Linked DNA regions of Homo sapiens: region 2 is linked to region 1. Evidence: chromatin contacts called from ENCODE Hi-C data. All regions are on one chromosome and are shown on one strand. Each heading gives the region's core, a stretch centred on a gene start or an enhancer-like site at or near the end of the contact. The rest is flanking DNA. Distances are from core to core; before and after follow the strand shown.

Region 1 (4,704 bases), core at 1,136-3,635:
CCCAGGTTTAGTGACAACAGTGATCACATGCCTACCTACTGTCCAGAAGGCCAGAGTTGCTGCGCTACACACAGGGGCTCCCTCACCTTCTCATACACCTTGATGATAAACCCTTAGAATTATCAATCTAAAAACAGAGCTTTTATTAACCTAAAATGACCATCACAGATATAACACATTTAGCAAGCATCAGCTCTATGGCCAAACCACCTGCAACTCCATCTTCTTGGCCACAAGCTCTTCAATCTTGGGCCTCACTGCGCCTGTCTTCTCATTTATAAACGGGGAGGTAACAGTACCTACCTCTTAAGGTTGCTGCTAGGCTCAAATTATTGAATTCATGCAAGGCACTGGCACTATGGCAGGGTTGGACACAAGTCAGGGCTCAGTCAACACAGGCTGTCATTCTCATCAGGTGTGTAAAGCCCTATTCAAGGCTGCCTATGGAACCAGAGACATCTGGAGCCATTTGCTCATCGGTCATGTATTAAACACCTACTACGTGCCCAACACTGTACTAGTGCTGGTCCTACAACCGACTGGCCAAGTTATCTAACCCTTCCTCCTCAGCTAAACAGGAAACAACAGGACGGGCACAATGGCTCATGTCTGTAATCCTAGCACTTAGGGAGGCGGAGGCAGGCAGATCGCTGGAGTCCAAAAGTTCAAGACCAGCCTGGGCAACATGGTGAAACCCCGGTCTCTACCAAAAAAATACAAAAAAATTGGCCAGGTGTGGCAGCACCCGAGGTGGGAGACTCCTTTGAGCCTGGGTGGTCGAAGCTGCAGTGAGCAGTGATCATGCCTCTGCATTCCAGCCTGAGTGACAAAGGGAGATCCTGTCTCAAAAAATAATAATAATAAATAATAATTTAAAAAAGGAAATAACAGCACCTGCTGCACAGGGTGAAGAAAACCGAGGGAGGCGCCTGATCTAAAGGTCTTGCACAGTGTGTGGGATCCAGTGGGTACTTCATAAATGATAGAATTCATCACTACACGTCTTCTCCCCTACAAGCCTAGAAGTGACTTGAAATTTTCTAATTTCGCTTTTTGTTCTCAGTGACTAATATTAATTCCTTGAATGCTGCAGATACTCAGCAAAAACTCCTTGCATTGAATTTAAGAATTCCCCTGCACCTTCCCAGTTTACTTATTTCAACACCCCCCAAAAATGCAGGAAAAAAATAAACAAAAAGGCCATACATTACCTGAGTTAAAATACAGTGTTAAGTCTATGCACCAGGATACTGTACGGCTTCTTACTACACCTTAACTTTCTAAGCTTTAGAAGTCTCAACTGTTACTAGACAGTTAATTTCAAAGAAATACTTCTACGCTGACAGTTTTCTCCAAACCGGTCCCTTATCTCAGCCCTAGGACCACACTATTTCTGCATCTCCACGGACACACCACCTCCTGCTTGCTTTTCCTTCAGAGGGACGCCAGTGGTCCACTCGCAAGACTTTAATCTCTACGCTGCTTCCTTTCCTAAGCAAGGAAACAAACTATCCTTGAGAATGAGCACGGGGAAGGCCGAGACCATTAACAAAAGAATGTGAACTTTTTACATCGAGAGCCCTTTAAAGCTGCTGGTTTGGAAATAAACTTGAGTCCGCAAGCTTCCCACCGAGCGTGCTTTCCTGCTTCTGACAGCCAGCAGGGCTGGAGCAGCATTGTCTGGGGAGAAACACGCCGGGACTGGCCAACTTTTCGTTAAAGATGGTGCCATCCTACTCAGAACAAAGTGAAAGGTCAACGAAGCGAAGGAAGAGCTCCGAGAGGAGGGACAGCCTCGCCTCGGCCGGCGCTCCAAAGTTGGCCGGCCCCGCTACTTTTCCTTTTGTCCTCCGCACCTCCCCGGCACCCTGGCCGAGGCCCTCCCCGCAGATCCGGCTTGCGGGCGGCGGCGGCGGCACGGGGTCCGTGGGGGGCGCGGGCACAGGTACGCGGTCGCCTCCCTCACCTGCGCCCCCGCCCGCTCCCCCAGCCGCCGCCCGGCCCGCGCCGCGCACAAAGCGCGCCCGGCGGGAGCGCGGGCCGGACGCCCGGCGGCCTCGGCCCGGCCTCGGCCTGAGGCGGCGGCAGCGGCGGCGGCGGCGGCGGGGGGACCCGGGGCCCCGCCCGCCCGCCGGCCGCCTGCCGCCGCCCCGCCCGGTTCTTCGCCCCCGCGCCGCCTCCGCCGCTGCCCGCCGCCCCCGCGCCGCCCCCCGCCGGCCCCGCTGCTCACCTCGGCATCGGCGGCGGCCATGGCCCGGGCCCGCAGCGTGGCCCCGCCCCTCCCGCGCGCCATCGCCCCGCCCGCGCCTCGCGGCCCAGAGTCGGGGCGGGGCCGATCGCCTACGTCTGCGCCTGCGCCTGCGCCCGCGCCTGCGCGTTGGAGCTCGACCGGTGCGGCGCCTGCGCACTGGAACCAGGCGTGCGGCGCCCCAGGCGCCGGGCCTGCGGCGGCCGGAACCGGAACGCGCGCCCGCGGGGTAGGAGACCTGGAGCTGGAGAACCCGCCCGCCAGAGTCGTAGTAGTGGATGGGGAGTAGCCGTCCCATTTTCAACACATGTCTCATTCTAAATTGACGTTTTGGTGGGCTGGCCGAAGAAGGAGAAAGACCCGCGGCTCCGACCTCTGACCTCTAACCCCGGACGCACTTTGATTTCGCCGGCTTGCGCGGAAGGCTGACTCCCTGGGCCGCGGCCTGGCGCGGGAGCCGCCTGTGGGGTGTCCCCGGCGCGGGAGGGTGCTCTGGTTCAGGCAGGTTCCCGTTGCGGCGGGGTTCCCTCGGTTGGGAGGAATGCCCCTGCCGAGGGTATGCTCCGGCTGGAGGGGGTGTCCCTAACGGCGGGAATACCTGGACTGGCTGGGGTGTCCCACTGGGGAGGGTTTCCCGGTGGGGAGGTGTCTGGCGGGGGAGCGGCTCCGGCTAAGCATGGGTGTTCTGCTAGGAGGATGTGTCTGGCTGGGGGCGGTGTCCCAATCGGGAGGGTTGCCCTGATGGGGGAGGTTCTACAGTTGTGGAGATGCCAACCTGGGGGGCGCTCCGGTTGGGGGGTGTGCCCTCTCTGGTTACCCCGCTCTCGCTGCCACTCATAGGCCCGCTGCCCAGGTATGCACAAGTCAAGGCCTTTTCTGCAGACCAAGTAGCCTTCCCTGGAGAGCGCCCCCAGCACCACGGAAACTACCTACATGCCCCGCGGTGGTCAGCCCGCCTTATCCCAGCCCCGAGACCCAAAACAAGAAGCATGGACTGAATTTGAGGTTTCTGGATGGTCGTGTGAACCGAGGGGACGGGTACTGGACTGACAAGAAATGAGCCTTGAAGGTCAATCTGGGTGACACCCGAGTCTCCTGGTGAGTCGGACTCCGGAGAATTATCTCAAGTCCAGCATAGACAGCGCACATAGACAGAAAAGGAAACGGACAATCCCAAGTGCCAAGGGAACCTTCCCAGGTTTCTTTAGGGCAGCTAAACTGCTCTGTCAAAGCCTAAGTCCATTTATGACAGGCCGAGCACCCTGAGCCCTCGCAGGAGACACGAGCGCCTTCATGGCCCTCCTGCCCCGCACCCACCTCTCCGCCACCCCTGCTGTCTGTCCCTTCCCTGAAACCTTTATTTCGAGTGTCTTTGTGGCTTCCCTCTTTACCATCCTTGAGTTGAAATATCACCTCTTAAGGGAAGCCTTCCCTCTCCTCCCTAGTTAAAATGATACTGCCCCCCCATACCTGTCTTCGTTGACTTACTTGGCTCCATCACAGTGTGTGTCATGTGACTCTCCCACATCCTGATTTGGAATATTGTCTCCCTACTAGAATGTAAGTCCATGGTGCCTAGAACAATACCTGGTGTACAGGAGACAAAATATTTGTTGACTGGGCCGGGTGCGGTGGCTCACGCCTGTAATCCCAGCACTTTGGGAGGCCGAGGTGGGCAGATCATGAGGTCAGGAGATGGAGACCAGCCTGGCTAACATGGTGAAACCCCATCTCTACTAAAAATACAAAAAATAGCCGGGAGTGGTGCTGGGCGCCTGTAGTCCCAGCTACTCGGGAGGCTGAGGCAGGAGAATGGCATGAACCCGGGAGGCAGAGCTTGCAATGAGCTGAGATTGTGCCACTGCACTCCAGCCTGGGCAACAGAGCAAGACTCTGTCTCAACAACAACAACAAAAAAATTGTTGACTGAATAAAGGGAGTTAGAATGTGAAGAAAAATCCTTCACCAAGCAAACATCCACCCTAAGTGAAGGTGTGGGAAGCAGCTGCAGGCAGCTTTTTCACTCCATTTTTCCATCAGCTGCTACCCTTGTGTGCCCCTCAGCACTTATGTCAAGATGCTGCTCTCAGCACGTGACATGCTAACACTGCAGACTTCAGGTCAGTCCTGAGAGGCAGGCACTGTTCTTACCCACATTTTATAAGTGACTGAACTGAAGCAAGGGAGTGGTGAGAGGCAGTGATGGGATTCAGCCCAGGAGGCCTTCCTTTCAACCATATACTGCACTGCTTCCAGGAGGCGCTTCACAGATGACCCCACCTGTGGTACACTTTCTGCTGTTCTCCAATATTCATGCTGCCTGTCCCACAATTAGTAAAATTTTAGCCAAGTACAGGACTGCCTGGCTAAAGACCACATTTCCAACAGGAAGGGGACAGGTCAGAGACAAAAAGTGACAATCCATTTCCCAGTCTGTCCCTCAAAAGTCCCACCAT
Region 2 (4,704 bases), core at 1,186-3,685, 830 kb after region 1:
GTGCTGCGGGGAAGCCAGCTGTAACCATGATGGACTTGTGGAGGTTCCGTCTGGTCTCCACCTCTTCCTCCTCTTGGGGCTCGGGGCTGTGTGTAGGCTTGCCCACTCAGAAGCTTTCCCTCCACACAGACACGGCTACAACGGGCTAGCTCTGCCTCTGGGGAGTGACTTTGGCTAATAGATGAGTGGGGAATGATAGGCAGGTGGGCGTGGCCCACAAGTCCCTCCTCTCCCAGCAGCCAGGCTCTGGCCAGCCTGGCCCCTTTTGCTCTGCCCCTACATGCCAAGTGCTACAGAGGCAGACCCCCATACAGAGAGGCTGTGGTGGTGTCACGTGGCCTACGGGGCTGATGCGAACGTCTAATTCTGGGGTTCAGCGCTGGGAACTTCCCTGTACATCCTCAGTATGTAACTTGCATGTGATCCTCATATATCAACTGTAGGGTAATAAAGGTTTCATGTGACCTGTCATCATCTTACCCTTCTGATTTGTTTTTCACCTGGTCAGGTGGAAACTTGGGTGGAGAGAAGGATAAGCCATTTATTAACCCCACGCCCCTAGCACCAGCTGTCACCTTGGACTTGTTGGAGATGCAGGGGCTAGAAAGGAAATGACAGAGTGTACAGGCCCCTTCGACCCCGTGTCCCATAGGTGGTGGCCCCCAGACACACCCTCTCTGCTGGCAGTGCAGAACATGCATCCCAATACCCTAGAGGAGAAACACCACCCCAGGGAGAGCCCTTTCTGCTCCAACCTCCTGGGCAGGTCCCAGGTTGGGGCAGCAGCCATCTGCAGGTGTTTGTCAGGCCTGGCCACACATGCGGACAGAGGATACGACTGGGGTACCCTAGGGTGTGGGGAGGGTCGGCCTGGGGTCAGGGGGCATGAAGGCTGTGTTCCAGACTCCTCCTGCCCCCAATCCTCTGTGCCCCTGCTGGAGCTCTCCTAGCTTCTCTGATCTGTAAAAGGCAAAGAGAGACAAGCTCGAACCACATCCATCGTGGCTGGGCATCCCTGTGCCCATTTTATCATGGCAGAAACTGGGTTCCGTAACAAGGACAACGGGCAGTGGAGGCCAGGCCTGGGTCCAATGCGGGGCTTCTCAGTCCAGCCTCACTCCTCTCGGGTGCCCACGTGGCTGCTGTGGCCTTGCCACACCCTTCACTCTGCACCCTTCCTCTCAATCTCAGGGGCACCCCAGCCCCTCTTGGTTCTTTCTCCTCAAAGGGAGCTCTCCAAGATCTGTCTACTGCGCCCACCCCCAGCTCCAACCCATCTGGCAGTCACATGCTGAGGAGGCCGGGCCAGAGGGAGGGACCTTGTCTAGCCTATCGCATGGTGCACCCAGGCTTGGCTGCCCAAAACTCTGGGTGCTGGAGAGGTGGCATTCACTTCTCGCTAACCCCCAGGCTCTCTCACCTGTGCTCCTGTCTTTGGGGAGCTGCCCGGTCTCCAGGAAGAGCCAGAGGTTGTTGCATTTCTCCGACTCCACTCTCGTCACCCCGTAGCTGACCACAGAGCCTGCAACTGTGGAGCAGGAAATGGAAGAGGGCTGGGGCCTCTGTGCTTCCCAGGCTAAGAGAACCGGGCACAGGCTACTTCCTGACAGACGTGGTGGGTGGGCTCAGGTGGGGCTCCCGCCGAGACCTGGGGCTCCATGTCAGAGTCAGGGACGCAGAACCACAGCCCCAACCCTAGCAGAAACCCACCCCTCAAAGAGCCCAGGCAGGGGCCCTGGAGTACCCACCCACGGCCACTAGGAGGCTCCACTGCAAAGGGTATGGAAACTTCCTCTGAATGAACATCTGCAAGCCAAAGGCCATGCCGGTGCCTGCAAAGAGCCGAGGTCCCCATCAACCTGTACCCGGGGATAGCCAGGGCCCACCTTGCCAGGCCCCCAGCACCTGCGGGCAGGTGACTTGGCGCCCCCTGCTGGGGAGTCAGGGCAGGGCGGGAGGGTGCGTTCTCTCCCAGCCGCAGGACACCTGGACGCAGCCTACCTGTGACGAAGGTGAAAACGCCCTTCATGAAGGCGTGTGACTGGCATGCGGCATACTCCCCGAGTCCCTGGGGTGGCAGAGGCGGGTGAAGGCTCGATCCCCTGCCCTCTTCCTTCACCGCCTCTCCTGTCCCTCCTCTGGGCACACCCTGGCTGTGGAGGAGTGAGACCCTGGGCGCTTGGACACGTCCCACCTCCCCTATGCCCACCCGGACGCCCTGAGCCCCTTAGCAAGAGAGTGCCCCCAGCCTCCGCCACTCTTCCCTGACGAGGGCACCCCCACGCCCCGGCCCCCCGCCTCGCTCAGGTCAGCTTCTGGGGTTTGAGGCCCGCGTCCCAGACCGGCCTTCTCACCGGGTGCTTGGCAGCCACGGCGTCGTCCACCCGGGACAGACCCAAGTTCACCATGGTTGGCAGGGCTCGGGGAGCGGGCCTGCGCAGGCGCAGGCGGAAGGGCGGGACGGGAACCTGGGGGTGTGGCCCAGAGGACAGGCCTGCGCAGTTACGGACGGAGGGGCAGGGCCCGGATCTGGGGGCGAGGCCTAGGGACCGGCCCGCGCTGGAACAGGCGGAGGGGGCGGGGCCTAGGAGACGGCGCCTGAGGGCGGGTCCGCGCGGCAGCAGGCGGAGGGGGCGGGACCTGGGAGACGTGATCTGGGGGCGGGGCCTGAGAGACGGGACTTTGGAGACGCGACCTGGGGGCGGGGCCTGAGAGACAGGACCGGGGAGCGGGCCTGCGCAGGCGGAGGTGTCGGGTTCTAAGAGGCGGGTCCTGCCGGGTGCAGGCGGAGGGGCCAGGGCCTTGGATTGGGGGCGGAGCATGGATCGAGCCTGCTAGAGCGCAGGGGAGAGGGGTGGGGCCTGGGGCCTGGCCACGCCTCTAGGAGCTTGGGCCCTGTGACCTCCGGCGACGACTGGGCGGGGCGAAGGCGGGCACCGGGCGGGGCGTGGCTGAGAGCGTGCGCTCCTCCCCCCGGCCGGGCCTCATTCCCACACTTGCAGAGGCCTGATGATTGTCAGTGTTATTTTGCTTGAGGACTACAATCAGGGATTGAATTTCTCATAAGCCACCACGGAGTGGGGATGTATAAAATCACTGTTTAGCAAAGTGGTTCTGTAACCAGCAGCTTAGTAGCTGAGCCTCAAACTCCTTTTGTTTTGCATGACAAAGAGTCTTTACTTTCAAATAATTATCGATACACCAAGTAATAACATGTACAAGTTCTTGAATTCTATCATCTAGTAATTTTGATTAAGAGAAACTAAAATCAGCCCAAACAATTCCACTAGTATTCACTGGTGTAACCATTAGCAAGAACGGAGGACTTCAAGTCAGGCTGCTGCTTCACACAGGTTACAAATAACTATTTACTACTTTTTCATCGATAAAGTCCCTGATCTTCAAGAAAGTGCTAGGGAAAAAAATTAACCCCTTCCTTTCTTCAAAGAATTATTATGTGGTTTTTTTTTTTAAACTAGATCAAAGAAAGAAAAAGTCAACACTGATATACGTGTTGCTTGAGCCAAAAGGCATGGGAAAAAAGACAACATATAACCATTAAATTCCTAAGAAATATGAGGTAAAAAGATGAAATCTTGGCCAGGTGCGGTGGCTTACGCCTGTAATCCCAGCACCTTGGGAGGCCGAGGCAGGTGGATCACAAGGTCAGGAGTTAAATACTAGCCTGGCCAAGATGGTGAAACCCCGTCTCTACTAAAAATACAAAAATTAGCCGGGCGTGGTGGCAGGTGCCTATAATCCCAGGTACTGGGGAGGCTGAGGCAGGAGAATCACTTGAACCTGGGAGGTGGAGGTTGCAGGGAGCCAAGATCGTGCCACTGCACTCCAGCCTGGGCGACAGAGTGAGACTCTGTTTCAAAAAAAAAAAAAAGGCTGAAGTCTTTAGATAATTTATAAGTCTGTACAAAAAAGCTAGATTTGCTACTCTTCAAAATGTGGAAGGACCTACTCTATAATATATGGAAATAATTTAATGCCATTTGTGGGGAAAAGAGAGATCAGACTGTTACTGTGTCTGTGTAGAAAAAGGAAGACATAAGAAACTCCATTTTGATCTGTACTAAGAAAAATTATTCTGCTTTGAAATGCTGTTAATCTGTAACCTTAGCCCCAACCCTGTGCTCACAGGAACATGTGCTGTATTGACTCAAGGTTTAGGGGATTTAGGGCCGTGCAGGATGTGCCTTGTTAACAATGTGTTTGCAGGCAGTACGCTTGGTAAAAGTCATCACCATTCTCCATTCTCCATTAACCAGGGACACAGTGCACTGCGGAAAGCCGCAGGGACCTCTGCCCAAGAAAGCCTGCGTATTGTCCAGGTTTCCCCCCACTGAGACAGCCTGAGATATGGCCTCGTGGGAAGGGAAAGGCCTTACCGTCCCCCAGGCTGACAACCATAAAGGGTCTGTGCTGAGGAGGATTAGTGAAAGAGGGAGGCCTCTTTGCAGTTGAGATAAGAGGAAGGCATCTGTCTCCTGCTCGTCCCTGGGAATGGAATGTCTTGGTGTAAAACCCAACCGTACATTCTATTTACTGAGATAAGAGAAAACCGCCCTGTGGCTGGAGGTGAGACATGCTGGCGGCAATACTGCTCTTTACTGCACTGAGATGTTTGTGTAAAGTCAAACATAAACCTGGCCTACGTGCACATCCAGGCACAGCACCTTTCCTTAAACTTATTTA

Evidence for each region. Hi-C counts contacts between places; a loop is a spot of excess contacts on that map. Pooled maps may share reads with other maps.
Region 2: a loop to region 1 is called in a pooled map, with 7 times the contacts of the local background. The contact joins the promoter of TMEM141 here to the promoter of ARRDC1-AS1 in region 1. A Hi-C loop is called at or near these places in 4 of 168 maps with a recorded cell type or tissue (B cell, CD8-positive, alpha-beta T cell and naive thymus-derived CD4-positive, alpha-beta T cell), 5 of 37 single-sample maps with no recorded cell type and 14 of 50 pooled maps.

Annotation. Positions count from the first base shown.
Region 1 is chr9:137,616,576-137,621,279 of GRCh38, reverse strand. It overlaps ARRDC1-AS1 (ARRDC1 antisense RNA 1), which reads left to right and starts at 2,385. Exons shown (of 3, transcript NR_122035.1): 1 at 2,385-2,749; 2 at 3,089-3,346. It overlaps EHMT1 (euchromatic histone lysine methyltransferase 1), which reads right to left and starts at 2,275. Exons shown (of 27, transcript NM_024757.5): 1 at 2,231-2,275. The coding sequence starts at 2,251. RefSeq lists enhancers at 1,149-1,867, 2,533-2,582 and a silencer at 2,193-2,492.
Region 2 is chr9:136,789,075-136,793,778 of GRCh38, reverse strand. TMEM141 (transmembrane protein 141) reads right to left here and starts at 2,435. Exons shown (of 5, transcript NM_032928.4): 1 at 2,355-2,435; 2 at 2,002-2,068; 3 at 1,749-1,832; 4 at 1,421-1,528; 5 at 462-960. The coding sequence starts at 2,408. The coding sequence ends at 947. RefSeq lists a silencer at 2,009-3,048.